Regions from separate parts of the Homo sapiens genome. Here region 2 is linked to region 1. A link is a loop called in an ENCODE intact Hi-C map of the cell type or tissue named here. Cell type or tissue: chondrocyte. All regions are shown on one strand. Each heading gives the region's core, and the rest is flanking DNA. Links, peaks and the distances in the headings are about the cores only.

Region 1 (9,547 bases), core at 710-8,709:
AAGCGGGAGATAAATGATGAGAACACATGGACACATCAAGGGGAGTAAAAGACACTGGTGCTTACCAGAGGGTGGAGGTTGGGAGGAGGGAGAGGATCGGGAGAAATAACTAGTGGGCACGGGTTTAATACCCGGGTGATGAAATAATCAGTACAACAAATCCCTGTGACACAAGTTTACCTTTAGAACAAACCACGTAACAAGCAACCCTGAACTTAAAAGTTTTAAAAAATTAAAATTATAAGAAATTTGGAATCAGAAGGGATCTCACAGTCAAACCCTGTCAAATGCTTAAGTATCCCTTACAGCATCCCCAAAAAGAGTTCATTCAGCCTCTGTTTGAATTCCTTCAGTGGCAGGGAGCTCACCACCTTGCAAGATAACCCATGCCACTTCTGGTCACCTTTAATTACAGTGTTGGAACAAGGTGTACCTTCCCATCTCTGATCATTAACAAACACTTACAAAGTGCCTCTCCTGCAGGAACCAGGATGCAGAGGAAATCAGGCCCTACCCAGAGACCTAAAATACCAGCATTGAGATGGAAATCATGGTCTGAACACTCAGAGGGGGGCCAGTCACTCCAGCGAGACTGTGACTCCCTTGACCTCACCCCAATTTTGCATGTAATTTGTGAGGATTCATAGAGTCCTCAAGTCCCACGATCAAGTTTAAATCTCTTACAGTATAGACGAGGTTATTGCAGCTTGAGCTGGGGGGTGATTTCCCCAAGGTCAAGTTCACACAGCGCCTAATCAGCAGTCAGGATCCAAACCCTTATCTTCTGCCTCAAACCCAGCAGACGCCCCCCAACCCCACTCCCACATCAGATCCCTTTTCCCAGCCGAGCCTAGACAAGCCCAGAATCTGAGATCAGAAGCAGAGCCTCCCCCTCCAACCTCCCAGCCTCTGCCACATCCCCAGGGTTGGGGGGTTAGATCTGCATGGCACCCCCCCCCCACCAGCCATTCTGAGCCACAGGAGACCCTGGCAAGAACCCAGACCACTGAAGGGGGCAGACAGCTGGGCCGGGTGATGGGTGGTTTTAATATTTAAACACAGTTTGTTGCTGCACAGCCAAAGGCAACAGCAGCTGCCTCCTTTTTCTTCTCCTTCGTCTCCTTCCTTCCTTCCCTTTTTTTAAATCTTTAATGTCTCCCGCCAGCCGCCAGTGGGGGAGGCGTTGTTCGAGTGTCATATTTCAAAGGGTTGCCATAGCTGGAGGGATATTCAGAGCATTTCGAGCCAATCCATTGTGTATAAATATATAGATATATATATATAGGTTTCATTATCCCCTTCAGGGCTGCCAGAGAATATATTCTTTTAATATGTATAATATATTTGAGCTGCTACATGGCTCGTAGGAGGAAGGGGAGGTGGGGGTGGCTCACAATTGACATTTCAGAGGCATTTCCAGGGACAGAGAAACAGCTGACTTTGGGGAAGGGGAGGGCTCCGTTCAGCAAAGGTTGGCCTCTGGGGGCCCTGTCGTCAAGTGGATGTGGCGTCCAAAACATAATCCCTACGTCGTGCCTGGACCTAGCACTGATATTTATTTGGTCCTTTGAGAGGTTTCGTCTGATCCTTTTGGGTAGCCATAGTTTTCTGTTGTTAAGTGGTGTTCAGTTATAACAAAGGACTTGGGGGCAATGTTTTCTGTATCTGTGGCAGCCACAGAAGTTCCAGGCCATGTGCAAGCTGTGTGACCTTGGGCAAACTGCTTAAACTCTCTGAACCTTAGCGCCTTCACCTGTAAAAGGAGACAGCAGGTCTGCCTTGCTGGATGAAAGTGCATCATGCATTGAACATGCCCACGGGAGGAAAGAGAAGGCCAAGTGGGTGTTCACACTGGGGATATGACCCAGTAATGGGGAGCAAGGGAGGCCTCCCCTGAAGAAGTGATGCTTGTGGGGAGACCTACAGGATGACCCCCAGGTGAAGAGGGCCAGTGAGAGAATGTTCCATGAACCTCCCAAGCCTGTCAAGGCAAGGGACACATTTTGGCCATTTGAGCCCCTCTCGTGGGATGGATTCAGAATGAACTGGACTGCCAGCAGCTGCCTGACTTATCTTAGCATCATTCTAGGGACCCAAAGGGCCCTCAGAGTCCCAGCCCTCCCCACCTCCACCTTGGCAAGTGCTCGGTGCAAGGACTTCAGCCTCTGGGTCCTGTTTTGCTTGCCAGTTTCTCTTGGTGCTTCCCCCAGCCACTTCCCAGGAGGCAAATTAATATCTTCCTTGGTAGCTGTGATCATTTAGAAATGAGGTCAAAATTAAAAGGTAGCTTGTTTTTCCCTGGCATTTCTCGACATCTCTGACTCTCCAGCAGCCTCTGCTCATGTGTGTCTCTTGGCGCTCCCTCCAAACTCTCCCACCACTGCCTCTTCCCTCACCTGGGTCTGGCCACCTAGAAGAGGAAGACGGGAGTCACCACAGTCCTAGTGGGAAAACAACTGCTGGGCTCTGGGGCAGGGACTCCCACATAGGGGCCACCTGAGAGCTTCTGTGTCAAAAGATCTGGGACCTGAGAATCATATTGACCGAAGCTCCCAGGCAATACTGAAGCTGGACCAAGTTTGGAAGCCTTAATCCTTGAGTTCAGAACCACAACCTACCTGCAAAGACAGGGAATACGTAGGGAGGGCTGGATTCCGTCCTGGGATCCCTTACAGCCCATCCCGCGTTTCACACACCTGTCCCCACCTTGGAAAAAGGCACTTCCAACTACCCAAGGCTTCAAGGCAATTTGATTTGATTTGATAAATAAATTAAATAAACCCTATTTTTTTTATTTATTTATTTTTATTTTTTTGAGACACAGTTTCACTCTGTTGCCCAGGCTGGAGTACAGTGGCATGATCCTGGCTCACTGCAACCTCTGCCTCATGGGTTTAAGCGATTCTCCTGCCTCAGCCTCTCGAGTAGCTGAGAATACAGATCCATGCCACGATGCCTGGCTGATTTTTGTATTTTTAGTAGAGGCAGGGTTTCACCATGTTGGCCAGGCTGGTCTCGAATTCCTGACCTCAGTTGATCCACCCACCTCCACCTCCCAAAGTGCTGGGATTACAGGCATGAGCCACCACGCCCCGCCAATCCTATTTTAAAATACATCCAGAATCCACCACCTCCACAGCCACCACCTTGGTCTGAGCCACCAGCAGCTGTCCCCTGATTCATGGCAACGGCGTCCTCTCTGGCCTTCTGACTGCCCTTCACGCCCTGCCCAGGCCCACTCTCCACCCAGCAGCGTGAGGATCTTATAAAAGGATGAGTCTGATTGTTTTCCTTGCCCTAGCTCACCCTTTCCACTGACCTCGCCTCTGCATGGCTGACTCCAACTCATCTTTCAGCTCCTGGTTTAAATGCTGCCTCATTGGAGGGAACTCCCCTGACAGCTGCAGCTAAGAGCAGCCTCCCCCTCCTCAGTCGTCCTTTCTGTCTGCCCTTTCTTGGTTTCCTTCACAGGACTTTGTAATTGTTTGTTGGTTTGTTGTTTACTTGCTTGGCACGCTGCCTCCTCTCTCTGGACGGTGGGGTCTCTAGGGGCAGAGCCTCACTTTTCTGTTTACTGCTCTCTCCCCGGCACCCAGCACAAGGCCACGGACAATGGGTGTCTGTATACAGTTCTAGAAGAACAGGAGGGCAATAACTGATTGGTCCAATTCATCGTTTTGAGTCGGGCTGCTTAGGTAAGGATGCTGTAGGCGCGATCACCATCCCATGGTCCAGTAGGCAGGTCTAGGAATGAGCAGGGTCTGGAGGTGGTCATGTCTGGAGAATGCAAGGATGGGATGCCCAGGACGCTGGCCCAGGCTCCCCTTAAGCTTCTGACCTGCGCTAGGATGAAGCCGAAAGCAAGGGAGAAAACTGAACATGCCTGTTCCCTACACACCCATTTTACAGATGAATAAATGGGTCCTCAACCTAGCCCTCACAGTGAGCAACTTCCAGAGGGCCAAGTCCCCCCAGCCCTACCCTCCAGACCTCATCCCTGAGCTGGCGGACCTCCCCACAGCTGGCGAGGGTCTCTGAGGGGACTGAGAGGTCATTGAGTCCAATCCCCCACCTCTGAGCCAGCCTGTGCAGCCCAGGTAGAGAACAGCGCTCCCACTGCATTTCCTAAGTCTAGGGACAAGCTTGGTGCTGTGGAATTTGGGACTAGAATTTAGGAGGTCTGAGTAGCCTCCCTTCTCCTCCCTGGGTCTCAGTTTCCCCTTCCTGGGGGCTCTGGGCGTCAGGCGGCCCGAGCGTGGTCTCTGGGGCCGCAGCCGCTCTCCACGGAGCGCTGGCGCCCCCTGCGGGAGCGGAACGGAAAGAGCAGGCCGGGCTCTCGTCGCCGCCGCGATTTTCCCACCGTCTCCTCCCAGGCGCCGGGAGGCGGCGGGAGCTGTCTGAAGGCGGAGGGCGGCCTCTTGGGGTCTGCAGCGCCACCAGGCCTGGAACCACAGACGAGACAGATTCACAGACACACAGAGACACAAACACCCACCGACCTCAAAGACTCCAGACCCCTAAACCATGCACACAGGTGCACCCACCCCTTCCCCAGGCAACCCCGGCCCCTTCCCGCGGTCCCAGGAGCCCCGAAGAGCAAAGGACAGCTGTTGGCAGAAGGCGTGGACAGAACTCGGACACGCGGGCCGGGTTTCCTCACGCGAGTGCGTCCTGGAGGCCGCTCAGAGGGTGGGAAGGAGAAGGGGAGGGGCTGGGCCTGCATAAGTCCCCCATACAAGAGACAGCCTGGGTCCCCATGTAACCACCCCGTGGGTTCACCTTGCCCGCTGCCCGGAGACAGCCAGATTTCTCAGAGCTGGCTGGACACGGGAGTTTTATTTGTACTCAAATCGGCCTCCCTGAAGATTCTGAGGCTGGAGTTTTTCAAGGATAGTTTGGCGGGCCAGGAAATGGGTGCTGCTGACTGGCTGGGGATGCAATCCCAGGGGTGTGGAAAATTGTCCTGGGGTGCTGAGTCCGCTTCTGGGTGGGGCCACAGGACTGGGGTGCCACCCGCACCCCCATGCCCCAGCCATTGGTAGTAAGAAATGCCAAAAAACCTGAAAACTTGTCTCAAAAAGTCAATCTTGGACTCTCCAAGAGTGATGTTATTTGCAGGAGTAACCGGAGAAGTTGCGAATCTTGTGGCCTCTGGAATAATGACTGATAATCGGTTACAGCTCCACCTTAGCAGAATGTAGGCACTTCTCATCTTCCTAACCTAGTGCTCTTTCATTATCTTTACAAAGGCGGTTTAGTTTGGGAGATGGGCTATTATCGTTTAAACTATAAACTAAATGTCTCCCAAAGTTAGCTTGGCCCAAGCCCAGGAATGCCTAAGGGCAGTTTAGAGGTGAAAGGCAAGATAGGGGTTGGTTAGATGGGTCTCTTTCACTGTCCTAATTTTCTTACTGTTATAATTTCTGCAAAGGCAGTTTCATCAAGGGAGAAGAGTGGGGCCAGGGACACAGCTGCCCCATCTCAGCATCACAGGAAGCCCTAAGAGAAATTCCAGGTGTGGGATAGAGACCCCTGGCATGACCATGGTGACCCCTCTCCTTTGTCAACCTCAACAGGGTTCACAAAAGTGTCCAGGCCCCCTCCCCCAACTCCCTTCCCCTCCCAGCCCCCACACCTGCCAGGAACCCCAGCAGTAGCCTGTGGATGGGGAGGAGGCAGAACAACAAATTCCTGGGTGTAGCCCTTAAGTTTGGAAATCAGGCTGGCTGGCTTTTTACTCATTCAGGTGGACTTGCAGCACTGGCTACATGCCATGTGTGTGCTGGGCACTGTGCACATTCTGTAATGAGCAGTCTCTGTCCTCCTGGAGCTTACCTGTATAATACCTCATATTATATAGGTAATATAATGCCAGTTGGTAATCCAGCAATTCCACTGTTAGGTATACCCAAGAGACATGAAAACATACAGATATGTCCCTATATGAGAGGTGTGTAAACCAGAGCAACTCTATCTTGAATGGGGCCAGGTAAAATCAGGCTGAGACCTACTGGTCTGCATTCCCAGACGGTTAAGGCATTCTAAGTCATAGGATCAGATAGAAGGTCAGCACAAGATTCAGGTCATAAAGACCTTGCTGATAATAGAGGTTGCAGTAAAGAAGCTCTTGCCAAAAGCAAGATGGTGACAAGAGTGACCTCTGGTCATCCTCACTGCTACACTCCCACCAGCGCCATGACAGTTTACAAATGCCTTGGCAACGTCAGGAAGTTACCCTATGTGGTCTAAAAAAGGGAGGCATAAATAATCCACCCCTTGTTTAGCATATCAAGAAATAACCATAAAACTGGGCAACCCGCAGCCCTCAGGGCTGTTCTGTCTATGGAGTGGTCATCCTTTTATTCCCTTACTTTCCTAATAAACTTGCTTTCACTTTACTCTGTGGACTTGCCCTGAATCCTTCCTTGTGTACGATCCAAGAACCCTCTCTTGGGGTCTGGATCGGGACCCCTTTCCTGTAACACCTATGTTTGCACAAAGACTTGCATGCGAGTGTTCATAGCTGCTTTCTTTCTTTCTTTCTTTTTTTTAGACAGAGTCTCGCTCTGTCACCCAGACTGGAGTGCAGTGGCGTGATCTCCGCTCACTGAAACCTCCGCCTCCCGGATTCAAGCAATTCTCCTGCTTCAGCCTCCCAAGTAGCTGGGATTACAGGTGCATGCCACCTTGCCCAGCTAATTTTTTGTATTTTTAGTAGAGATGGGGTTTCACCATGCTGGCCAGGCTGGTCTTGAACTCCTGACTTCATGATCCGCCCACCTAGGCCTCCCAAAGTGCTAGGATTACAGGCATGAGCCACCGTGCCTGGCGTGCTGCTTTATTTCTAATAGTTGAAAACTGGAAACAGCCCAGCTGTCCATCATCAACAGGAGAGTGGATAAGCAACCCGGTGCATTTGTACGATGGGATACAGCTCGGCAATAAAACAGAATGAACCCTTGGTACACGCAACAACATAGGTGAATCTCAAAAACATCATGCTGAGCAAAAGAAATCAGACACAAAAGAGGACATGCCAGATTATTCCATGGGTGTGAAATTCTAGAAAAGTAAAGCTAAGCTATAGTGATCCAACGCAGATCAGTGAGTGCCTGTGTTACAGGAAAGGGGTCCCGATCCAAACCCCAAGAGAGGGTTCTTGGATCTTGCACAATAAAGAATTCAGGGCGAGTCCACAGTGCAAAGCAAAAACAAGTTTATTAAGAAAGTAAAGGGATGAGACCATCCTGGCCAACGTGGTGAAACCCCGTCTCTACCAAAAATAAAAAAATTAGCAGGGCATGGTGGTGCATGCCTGTAATCCTAGCTACTCGGGAGGCTGAGGCAGGAGAATCGCTTGAACCCGGGAGGCAGAGATTGCAGTGAGCCGAAATCGTGCCGCTGCACTCCAGCCTGGGTGACAGAGAGAGACTCCATCTCAAAAACAAAACAAAACAAAAAAGTCAGTGGAAGAATGCATCCACCCTAGGTACAATGGTCGTATATATGGGGAGATGTGCTCTGCTACAAGGGTTTGTGATAAAGAATTAATTTTCTTAATTACTATATTGCTCAAGAATCAATATTATCTTTAGAGCAAAATTAGAAATGCCTTTGTTCGGCCGGGCGCAGTGGCTCACGCCTGTAAACCCAGCACTTTGGGAGGCTGAGGCGGGCAGATCACGAGGTCAGGAGATCGAGACCATCCTGGCTAACATGGTAAAACCCCGTCTCTACTAAAAATACAAAAAAATTAGCCAGGTGTGGTGGTGGGCGCCTATAATCCCAGCTACTCGGAGGCTGAAGCAGGAGAATCACTCGAACCCAGGAGGTGGAGGTTGCAGTGAGCCGAGATCGCGCCACTGCACTCCAGCCTGAGTGACAGAGCAAGACTCCATCTCAAAAAAAAAAAAAAAAAAAGAAAGAAAAAGAAATGCCTTTTTTGTCCAGATATTGGGATATCTGGACACTCCCAATCTGGGTCTGTTTAGTGAACATTATTAATTTGTTCCCTTAATCATAAACCTCTAGAGGCTAGGAATGCCTGACTTTCTGGGAATGCAGCCCAGCAAGTCTCAGCCTCATTTTCCCAGCCCTCACTCAAAATGGAGTCGCTCCGGTTCAAACACCTCTGACAGCTGGGGCAGGGAGGGAATCTTCTAACTGAACCTTTTGGGGTGATGGAAATGTTGATTGGATGGTGGTTACCAGGAAACACGTATTTGTCAAAACTCCAAACTGTACACTTCAAGTGAATGTATTTTATTGTGGGCGAATTATTCCTCAATAAAGTTGATTTTTAAAAAGATATAATGCCAGGAGCTATAATGACAATAGGATGAAAGAGAAAGGGATATATTTAAGATAATGTGGTCAGAGAGGCCTCTCTGAGGAGATGCTATTTGAGCCTGAATGAAGTGAGGGATCTGGACTTAGTTAGGGCTATCTTAGGGGGAAACATTCCAGGTGGCAGAATCAGCAGTTGCAAAGGCCCTGAGGCAAGAAAACCTCTTCCTCCATGCCCCAAATAACTGAAACAAAGGTTATGCTGGTGTCTCCGGAAAGGGGTCCCAATCCAGACCCTAAGAAAGGGCTCTTGGATCTCGAGGCGAATTCATAAAGTGAAAGCAAGTTTCTTAAGAAAGTAAAGGAATAGGGGAGGCATGGTGGCTCACGCCTGTAATCCCAGCACTTTGGGAGGCCAAGGAGGGTGGATCACTTGAGGTCAGAAGTTTGAAACCAGCCTGGGCAACATAGTGAAACCCCGTCTCTACCAAAAATACAAAAAATTAGCCTGGCGTGGTGGAGCACATCTGTGGTCCCAGCTGCTCTGGAGGCTGAGGCAGGACGATCACCTGAACCTGGGAGGTGGAGGTTGCAGTGAACTGAGATTGCACCACTGCACTCCAGCCTGGGCGACAGAGCGAGACCCAAAAAAACAAAGTAAAGGAATAAAAGAATGGTTACTCCAAAGGCAGAACAGCCCTGAGAGCTACCGGGTGGTTACTTTTTGGTTATTTCTTCATCATATACTAAACATGGATTATTCATGAGTTTTCCAGGAAAGGGGTGGGCAGTTCCTGGAACTCACAGTTCCTCCCCCTTTTAGATCATATAGGGTAACTCCTGGACATTGCCATAGCAATGGTAAACTGTCATGGCGCTGGTGGGCATGTTGTCTAGCATGCTAATATATTATAATTAGTGTATAATGAGCAGTGAGGATGACCAGAGGGCACTTTCATCGCCATCTTGGTTTTGGTGGGATTTGGCCGGCATCTTTACCGCATCCTGTTTTATCAGCAGGGTCTTTGTGACCTGTATCTTGTGCCGACCTCCTGTCTCATCCTGTGACCAAGACTGCCTAACCTCCCGGGAATGCAGCCCAGCAGGTCTCAGCCTCATTTCACCCAGCCCCTATTCAAGATGGAGTTGCTCTGGTTCAAACACCTCTGACTCTGGCATGTACCCAAGGGCTGCCAATTGTTGACTTAATTAAAACAATTAAAAAGGGGGACTGCTCTGCCCTCATCCCGATCGTGTGCCT
Region 2 (9,547 bases), core at 521-8,520, 850 kb before region 1:
TAAAGCACAGATTGCTGGGCCCCTCCCCTGAGTTTCTGATTCAGCAGATTTGGGATGGGGACCAAGCATCCTGACTTCTTCATTTTTTTTTTTTTTGTTTTTTTTTGAGACAGAGTCTCGCTCTGTCGCCCAGGCTGGAGTCCAGTGGCACGATCTCGGCTCACTGCAACCTCCGCTTTCCGGGTTCAAGCGATACTCCTGCCTCAGCCTCTGGAGTATCTGGGACTACAGGTGCCCACCACCACACCCTGCTAATTTTTGTACTTTTAGTAGATAACAGGATTTTGCCATGTTGGCCAGGCTGGTCTTGAACTCCTGACCTCAGCCTGCCTCGGCCTCCCAAAATGCTGGGATTACAGGTGTGAGCCACCGCACCCGGGCACATTCTCACTTCAAACAAATTTCCAGGTGATGCTGATGCTGCTGTTCAGAGGACCACATTTTGAGAACCACTGACCTCACCCCCAAACCAGCTTGGAGATGATGCACCCCATCCCAGTATAATATTTTACTCTTCATAATGGGTAGGCAGACCTGCTTTTTCTAAAATATCCTTGCAGCCAGCAGCCAGGTCCATCTGTTTGTTCATACAGTAGCAAGATGTCCAACAACTCCCTAAGGAACTTAATGAGCAACTTGGATCCAATTCTTCATTGTCTGTCAGAGGAAAGGCATCCATGCTTGGTAATGAGCCTTTGGATGCTCTACCCGGCTCTGTGGCCAGAACAAAGCGCCTTGTTATCTCCCTGACAAGGAGCCTACTTTATGGTGTTGGACAAAACACCTAGCACGTCATTCTCCCAAACAGCACAAACTCATACCCAATGAAACTGGGGGAGCAACGGGTGGTTCTTTCTACTCTCAGAAACCTGTTTATTTCCATCTTGGTGGTGTGGAGAGGGTGTTGTATGTTGCACATTGTGCAAAGGCCTGGGACATGATGGCCGCTGCTCCCACTCACCCATCTCATCAGCATGTTGTAGACATCTGCAGAGTCCTACACCGAACTGAGCATGCTGGGGGGTGGGGGGTGACAATGATGAAATGCATCCAGAACCTGTTTCAAGGCCAGGCCTGTGACACAGCTCCAGACTAGATGCATAGTGAAGGCTCAGGAAATGTCGGCCATGATTCTTTTGTTTTGTTTTCAGACGGAGTCTCACTCTGTCACCCAGGCTGGAGTGCACTGGCGTGATCTCAGCTCATTGCAACTTCTGCCTCCCGGGTTCAAGTGATTCTCATGCCTCAGCCTCCCCAGTAGCTGGGATTACAGGTACATGCCACCTCGCCCAGCTGATTTTTGTATTTCTTTTTTAGTAGAGACAGGGTTTTACCATGTTGGCCAGGCTGGTCATGAACTTCTGGCCTCAAGTGATCTGCCTGCCTCGGCCTCGCAGAGTGCTGGTATTACAGGAGTGAGACACGGTGCTCTGCCGATTCTTATGGGTATGATTAAGAAGAACATCCCAATCACAGCCTGGAATAGAACACTTTCGTGATACAATTCACAACCTCCTTCTGGGAGGACATGAGCATTCCTGATAAATGCTGAAGCAATTTTCTGATAAACTTTAACAAGATTAAAACCTCTTTGGGGAAATTAGCTACCCAAACCATTTGGATGATTATCATACATTCTTTGTCTTGTATTCAGTTTAATAATGATTATCCAACCATTCTCTTTTCCTTTGAAATATCCATAACAAAAGGGAACTACTGACTTGGCTTTGTGACAAGCTTAAAATAAAACTTCAACACATGCTTATAATTAATTTTTGTGAAAAAATGTAAAACAGTCATTATAGAGATAGGACATAAAAATAGTAGCTAACACTTATTAAGTACTTGTTGCTTGTCACATGTTATATTAAATGCCCAAAAACTCTTTATAATGAATTGGGTTATAATACCTCTGTTTGACTTAAAAGATGCTGATACAGTTTGAATATTTGTCCCCTCCATATCTCATGGTGAAATGTGATCCCTAATGTTGGACATGGAGCCTGCTGGGAGGTGTCTGGGTCATTGGGATAGATCCCTCTTAAGTGACTTGGTGCCCTCCCCATGGTAATGAGTGAGTTCTTGCTGTTAGTTCACGAGAGAGCCCGTTGTTTAAAGGAGCCTGCACCTCCTCCTCTCTCTCTTTGCTCCCTCTCTTGCTATATGATGCGCCTGCTCTTCCTTTGCCTTCTGCCATGATCGGAAGCTTCTGAGGCCTCACCAGAAGCTGAGCAGATGCTGGTGCCATGCTTGTACAGTCTGAAGAACTGTGAGCCAAATAAACCTCTTTTTTAAAATTTAATTTAATTTTTTTTTTTGAGACGGAGTCTTGCTCTGTCGCCCAGGCTGGAGTGCAGTGGTGCAATCTTGGCTCATTGCAAGCTCCGCCTCCCGGGTTCACACCATTCTCCTGCCTCAGCCTGCCGAGTAGCTGGGACTACAGGCGTCCACCACCACGCCCGGCTAATTTTTTGTATTTTTAGTAGAGATGGGATTTCGCCATGTTAGCCAGGATGGTCTCGGTCTCCTGACCTCATGATCCGCCCACCTCAGCTTCCCAAAGTGCTGGGATTACAGGCGTGAGCCACTGCACCCGGCAATAAACCTCTTTTCTTTACAGATTGCCCAGTCACAGGTATTCCTTTATAGGAATGCAGAACAGACTAACACAAATGCTAAGAAAGGCCGAGTGACTTGCCCAAGATCAGACAGCCAGTGATGGGTAGAGCCAGGTTTTGGTTCCAGGCCTGGCTGAGTCCCCAGCTGGAGCTAGCTACAGCTACACTCTTCTGCTTTGCCAGGGGAATTGCAGCAGGAGGTGAAGAGTGGGATAGTCTGCTGGGCACGGTGGCTCATGCTTGTAATCCCAGCACTTTGGGTGGCCGAGGCAGACGGATCATCTGAAGTCAGGAGTTCGAGTCCAGCCTGGCCAACATATCGAAACCCGTCTACTAAAAATACAAAAATTAGCCAGGCGTGGTGGCACGTGCCTGTAATTCCAGCTACTCAGGAGGCTGAGGCAGGAGAATCACTTGAACCTGGGAGGCGGAGGTTGTGGTGAGCTGAAACTGCACTACTGCACTCCAGCCTGGGTAATACAGTAAGACTCTGTCAAAAAAAAAAAAAAGAGTGGGATAGTCCCTGAGAAAGGGATAGGTATAGGGCTGTGGAACCACAGAGCACGGAGAGTGTTCTCCCAGGTAGAGGGCTTGGGAAGCGGACATGGAGGAAGAGATAGTCTATTCCAGAAGAGGAAGTAGGAGAGGGACTGGTGGAGACAGTGAGCAGCACATGCCAGGAGCAGCAGGAGGGTGGGCAGAGGCATAGCAAAGGCCCAGGCACATTTGAAGGTGATTGTAGAGTTCGATCTGCAGCCATGGGAGTGGCCCCCAGTCCTCTGAACAGCGCGACCCCTGTCATCCAGTGTTGTGGATCCTATGTGCTGCTACTTGGACTTTTTAAATTACTCTGGATTCAGAGAGCACAGCCACACAGTTTCATCACTTACTGGCTGTGTGACCCTGGGCAAGTCACTTCACCTCTCTGAGCTGAAGGTTTCCTCATCTGAAAACTGGGGGTAATGATAGCATCTCCTTCTTAGGATTGCTGTGAGGATTCAATGAGATAAACCTCAAATTAGCACATGCCTGGCACCTCCAAGGGCTCCATAGAAAGGTGGGGTATTACTGTCTTACCGTGTAATTGAATGGTGGCATTATAACGCTATTTTTCAGGAGGCTTGTGAAAAAAATAACTTCTCATTAAAAAAATAATTTTAGACTTTAAAAAAGTTGCAAAAGTAGCACAAAGAATTCCTGAATACCTTTCACCAAGATTACAAATATACACATAAAGAAAAAAACAGGGCCGGGCGCAGTGGCTCACGCATGTAATTCCAACACTTTGGGAGGCCAAAGCGGGTGGATCACGAGGTCAGGAGATCAAGACCATCCTGCCTAACACGGTGAAACCCCGCCTCTACTAAAAATACAAAGAAAAAAAAAAAAGTTAGCCAGGCATGGTGGCACGCGCCTGTAGTCCCAGCTACTTGGGAGGCTGAGGCAGGAGAATTGCTTGAACCTGGGAGGCGGAGGTTGCAGTGAGCCGAGATCATGCCACTGCACTCCAGCCTGGGCAACAGAGTGAGACTCTGTCTCAAAAAAAAAAAAACAAAAAACAAAACAAAACAAAAATATATATTGACATATATGTACACACATAGAAACATATAAACATGTATATACGTATTTCCCCCTGAAGTGTTTGTGAGTCAAATGCAGACTTGTTGGCCCTTTACCCCTTAATACTTCAGTGTGCATTCTTTAAAAGCAAGGACATTCTCCTATATACCATTATACTATAATTGTACAAATATAGCACAATTGGTACAAATTAATACAAATATGCAAATATAGTAAAATTATCAAAATCATGAAATTAACATTGGTACAATACTATTATCTAATGATCAGACCATATTCAGATTTTGTCAATTTTCCCACAATGTCCTATATAACAAAACAAAATCTCTGATCACCTCCTGCATTCATTTGCCCTGTCTCTGAGTCTCCTTGAGTCGGTAACATTTCCCCAGACTTTCTTTGTATTTCGTGACCTCGACATTTTTTAAGAGTGAAGGCTAGTCACGTCGTAGAAAGTTCCTCTTTGGGTTTGACTGATGTTTCCTCATGGTTAGATTTGGGTTAGGCGTTTTGGGCAGGAGCACCACGGTGACCTACACACTGCATCACAGTCTTGTGCACATTTTTGTTGACAACTTTATTTATTTATTTTATTTACGTTTTTTTGAGATGGAGTCTCACTCTGTCGCCCAGGCTGGAGTACAGTGGCACGATCTCAGCTCACTGCAACCTCCGCCTCCTGGGTTCAAGCGATTCTCCTGCCACAGCCTCCCGAGTAGCTGGGATTACAGGCATGTGCCACCACGCCCGGCTAATTTTTGTGTTTTTAGTAGAGACGGGGTTTCACCATGTTGGCCAGGCTGATCTTGAACTCCTGACCACCTTGGCCTCCCAAATGCTAGGATTTACAGGCATGAGCCACTGCGCCTGGCCTGTTGACAACTTTAAATGGGGTTTCCAGATGGGGGGAAGGTAAGGAATTACTGAACGACTTACATGAGAACATACACCCTGAGGGACTTGATAAACATGTGAATCCTCCAAACCTGCTGAGTCGTACCTCTGAGAGTGTGCCTAAGAACTTGCAGGGTTCACCAGCATACTAGGTGACCAGTTGTCTACAGTGTTCCTTCCAGCTGTGACATTCCCAGGCGTGGCCAAAAGATGGCGCTGCAGACTGCACTTTCAACGGAGTTTCCTTTCTGGAGAAACAGCTGGGCTTTGGTGAATTCAAGCTCACATCTACCAGGAACACTTGGTACCTCCTGTTTGCTCCTTGGAACCGGGCCTTTCCCACCGCTATCCTCCTATCACTTCATAGTGACTTTTCTGGATGCCCCAGGACCTCACAGGAGTTAGAATTCACTTTGGGGTTCCTAAGCCAGAGATGATTCACTCTGCAAGGTGAAGAGAAAACCCCTCCCAGTTTTCTGAAGAGCAAACCAAGAACTGTTAAAATAGTAATAGGCCAGTCACAGTGGCTCATGCCTGTAATCGCAGCACTTTAGGAGCTGAAGCAGGAGGATCACTTGAGCCCAGGAGTTCCAGACCAGCCTGGGCAACATAGGAAGACCCCATTTCTTTTTTTTTTTTTTTAGTATTTATTGATCATTCTTGGGTGTTTCTCGGAGAGGGGGATTTGGCAGGGTCATAGGACAATAGTGGAGGGAAGGTCAGCAGATAAACAAGTGAACAAGGGTCTCTGGTTTTCCTAGGCAGAGGACCCTGCGGCCTTCCGCAGTGTTTGTGTCCCTGGGAACTTGCGATTAGGGAGTGGTGATGACTCTTAAGGAGCATGCTGCCTTCAAGCATCTGTTTAACAAAGCACATCTTGCACTGCCCTTAATCCATTTAACCCTGAGTTGACACAGCACATGTTTCAGAGAGCACAGGGTTGTGGGTAAGGTTATACATTAACAACATCCCAAGGCAGAAGAATTTTTCTTAGTACAGAACAAAATGGAGTCTCCTACGTCTACTTCCCTCTACACAGACACAGCAACGATCTGATTTCTCTATTTTTTCCCCACGTTTTCCCCTTTTCTATTCGACAAAACTGCCATTGTTATCATGGCCCGTTCTCAATGAGCTGTTGGGTACACCTCCCAGACGGGGTGGCTGCCGGGCAGTGGGGCTCCTCACTTCCCAGACGGGGCAGCCAGGCAGAGGCGCCCCCTACCATCCAGACGGGGCGGCGGCCGGACGGGGGCTGCCCCCCACCTCCCCGATGGGGCGGCTGGCGGGGGGGGGCTGCCCCCCACCTCCCTCCAGGATGGGGCGGCTGGCCGGGGGGGCGGGGCTGCCCCCCACCTCCCGGACAGGGCGGCTGCTGGGCGGAGACGCTCCTCAATTCCCAGACGGGGCGGCTGCCGGGCGGAGGGACTCCTCACTTCACAGACAGGGCGGCTGCTGGGTGGAGGGGCTCTTCACTTCTCAGACGGGGCGGCGGGGCAGAGACGCTCCTCACCTCCCAGACGGGGCAGCTGCCGGGCAGAGGCGCTTCCCACATCTCAGACGATGGGTGGCCGGGCAGAGACGCTCCTCACTTCCTAGACGGTATGGCGGCCAGGAAGAGGCGCTCCTCACTTCCCAGACTGGGCGGCAGGGCAGAGGGGCTCCTCACATCCCAGACAATGGGCGGCCAGGCAGAGACGCTCCTCAATTCCCAGACAGGGTGGCGGCCGGGCAGAGGCTGCAATCTCGGCACTTTGGGAGGCCAAGGCAGGCGGCTGGGAGGTGGAGGTTGTAGCGAGCCGAGATCACGCCACTGCACTCCAGCCTGGGCAACATTGAGCACTGAGTGAGCGAGACTCCGTCTGCAATCCCGACACCTCGGGAGGCCGAGGCTGGCAGATCACTCGCGGTTAGGAGCTGGAGACCAGCCCGGCCAACACAGCGAAACCCCGAGCAAGACCCCATTTCTACAAAAAATAAAATTAGCTGGGCATGGTATGTGCCTGTAGTCCCAGCTACGTGGGAGACTAAGGTGGGAGGATGGCTTGAGCCCAGCAGGCAGAGGTTGCAGTGAGCCAAGACTGTGCCACTGCATTCCAGCCTGGGTGACAGAGAGAGCCCCTGTCTCAAAAATAAAATACAAAAATAAAGAGCAGCCACCATTCTTAGGGTTAAGATAAAATTCCCCCCAACTCCCTTCCCCCATTCTCGCAAGGCTGAGATCCAGACTTTGTTGCAGAGGGCACAGCTGTGGTTCCCTGGATGGCAGAGAAGCCACTGCAGTGTTTGTTGGTAGAATCTGCTAGAAATCTGTCCTCTGGAACTTGCCAGGAAACTGTCCTCTACGGAGTGAGAGAAAGCCATTCACAGAGTGGTGTCTCACTAGAGGCACTCTGCTACAAAATCGCCAAAGGTGGGGACACTGCGGGAAGCTGCTGGCCTTGTGGTGCTGCTGGCTGCCGTGCACTGCAGGAACTGGGTCCTGGAGTAGCTGCCTGCATGGTAGGAGGCTGCTGAGCGACCACATCTGAATCAGGAAGAGGTGGGCTCCTGGAAAAACTCTTTAAAAGGGATTAGACTTGTCTAACTTGTCCATTTTGCTCTTTGATCTTCTCTTTCTTTCCTCCTGGAACGTGGTCATGATGACTGGAGCACAGCATCCCCCTTGGGAGGATGAGGAAGAAGGTCACATTCTCAGGATGGTGGAGAAAAAAGCTAGAAGGAGACTGGGTACCTGATGTCCGTGGTGCTGCCCTGTTAGCTCTGGACTGCCTTTCTTCAAATTCCTTATTAAGAAAAACAACCTCTGTCTTGACTGATATGCTTTTATTTGTTTTTTTGTTTGTTTGTTTTTTGGTTCCCTGCAGTTGAATTTAATTCCCAACTGATATAATTATGTTTAGTGCAAAGGCTCAACTGGGTATGATTGTCATGAGATCACTTCAGCCAATAAACAGAAATTATGATAATTTTTTTTTTTAATTTTTTTGCTGTGGTCTCTGTTGCCTAGGCTGGAGTGCAGTGGCGCAATCATAGCTCACTGCAGCCTCAAACTCCTGGGCTCAAACCATCCTCCCACCTCAGCCACACAAAGCACTGGGATTACAGATGTGAGCCACCACGCCCAGCCAGAAATCACTTTTCATAATTTACACACATTGACTTTCTTAGATGACAGGTAAGTAATGATTATAAAAGCAGCATTTCTGAGCACTTTTTACCCAATATATTTTTTAAAAGTTTAGTATCTAACACATATACAAAAATGCACAAATCATATGTTGTACAGCTCAAAGAATTTTCACAAGGTGGACACAAACATGTAACCACCCAGATCAAGAAATAACATTACTTGCACCCTGGAAGCACCCCCTCAATCTCCCATTCAGTCAGCACTCCTACAAAGGAAACTGCTAACTGACTTTTAATGACACAGATTAGTTTTGCCTATTTTTGAATGTTACATAAATGGCATCGTATAGCATGTGGTCTTTTGTGTCTGGCCTCTGTCAACATTATGTTTGTGAATTCCTTCATGTTATTGTCCTGGGAAGACACAGGCCAAGCTCAAATCCAGAGGAGCAGCTGGAGGGAAATGGTGCATGTGAAATGAACAGGCATTACTTTTCACTGGTGCATGCTGGGAGGAGGTGATCCATGGCCAGGTTGTGTAGCTGCCAGCCCATCACATTCATCAGGAAGCTCATCTGCAACTCCGATACACAGAGTCAAGGCTCTGGGGTCAGAAGGACAGCTGAGATTCTCTAGACAATAAGTATCATTTGGACTCACAAACCTCTTGAATCATTGTAATGATCCTCTGGCACTTTGCAGAAAATAAGTTCTACCCTCTGTACATAAAAAGGTGTGTTCGGCCAGGCATGGTGGCTCATGCTGGTAATCCCAGCACTTTGGGAGGCCGAGGCGGGCAGATCACTGGAGGTCAAGAGTTCGAGACCAGCCTGGCCAACGTGGCAAAACCCATTCTCTACTAAAAATACGAAAATTAGCTGGTTGTGGTGGCGTGTGCCTGTAATCCCAGCTACTCGGGAGGCTGAGGCAGGAGAATCGCCTGAACCCGGGAGGCAGAGGTTGCAGTGAGCTGAGATCGCACCACTGCACTCCAGCCTGAGTGACAGAGTGAGACTCCATCTCAAAAAAAAGGAAAAAGAAGAAAAAGAAAAGATGTGTTCAACTCAATATGGACCAGCCCTTTGATTCATATTCATTGTAGTATATAGTGATGTTTTATGCACTTTTCTGTATGTCTGTAATATTTCATAATAAAAACACACGTGCAAGGGACAATGAAATAAGTGCAAGGTTAATGCAGAGATAGTAGATTGCTTATTTGTTCTTCTGGTAGACTGCATTATTTGTTCAAAACATTTGCAGCCACTCCATATCAGTCCTTCCTACTGGGCTTTCCCTACAAATCACCCTTGCTGGCG

The links. A loop is a pair of places that touch in the nucleus more often than their neighbours do. Peaks named below come from ENCODE experiments on the same cell type or tissue, not always from the same donor. Only the 100,000 strongest peaks of a DNase experiment are listed, where the experiment ranks them.
Region 2: a loop joins it to region 1, with 4 times the contacts of the local background. A loop is called at or near these places in 9 of 110 quality-filtered maps.

What each region holds. Positions count from the first base shown.
Region 1 is chr20:37,559,379-37,568,925 of GRCh38, reverse strand. No RefSeq gene overlaps it. Among named protein-coding and RNA genes, the nearest start is that of LINC01746, 6.9 kb to the left of the region's middle. RefSeq lists an enhancer at 405-905. In chondrocyte, for the core only: CTCF peaks have their summits at 4,049 and 4,292 (motif pointing left); no DNase peak of the experiment used is centred there.
Region 2 is chr20:38,404,529-38,414,075 of GRCh38, reverse strand. LOC124904901 (a long non-coding RNA gene) reads left to right here. Exons shown (of 2, transcript XR_007067582.1): 2 at 409-1,772. Among named protein-coding and RNA genes, the nearest start is that of SNORA71B, 16 kb to the left of the region's middle. In chondrocyte, for the core only: CTCF peaks have their summits at 5,091 and 5,306 (motif pointing right); a DNase peak (open chromatin) is centred at 6,591.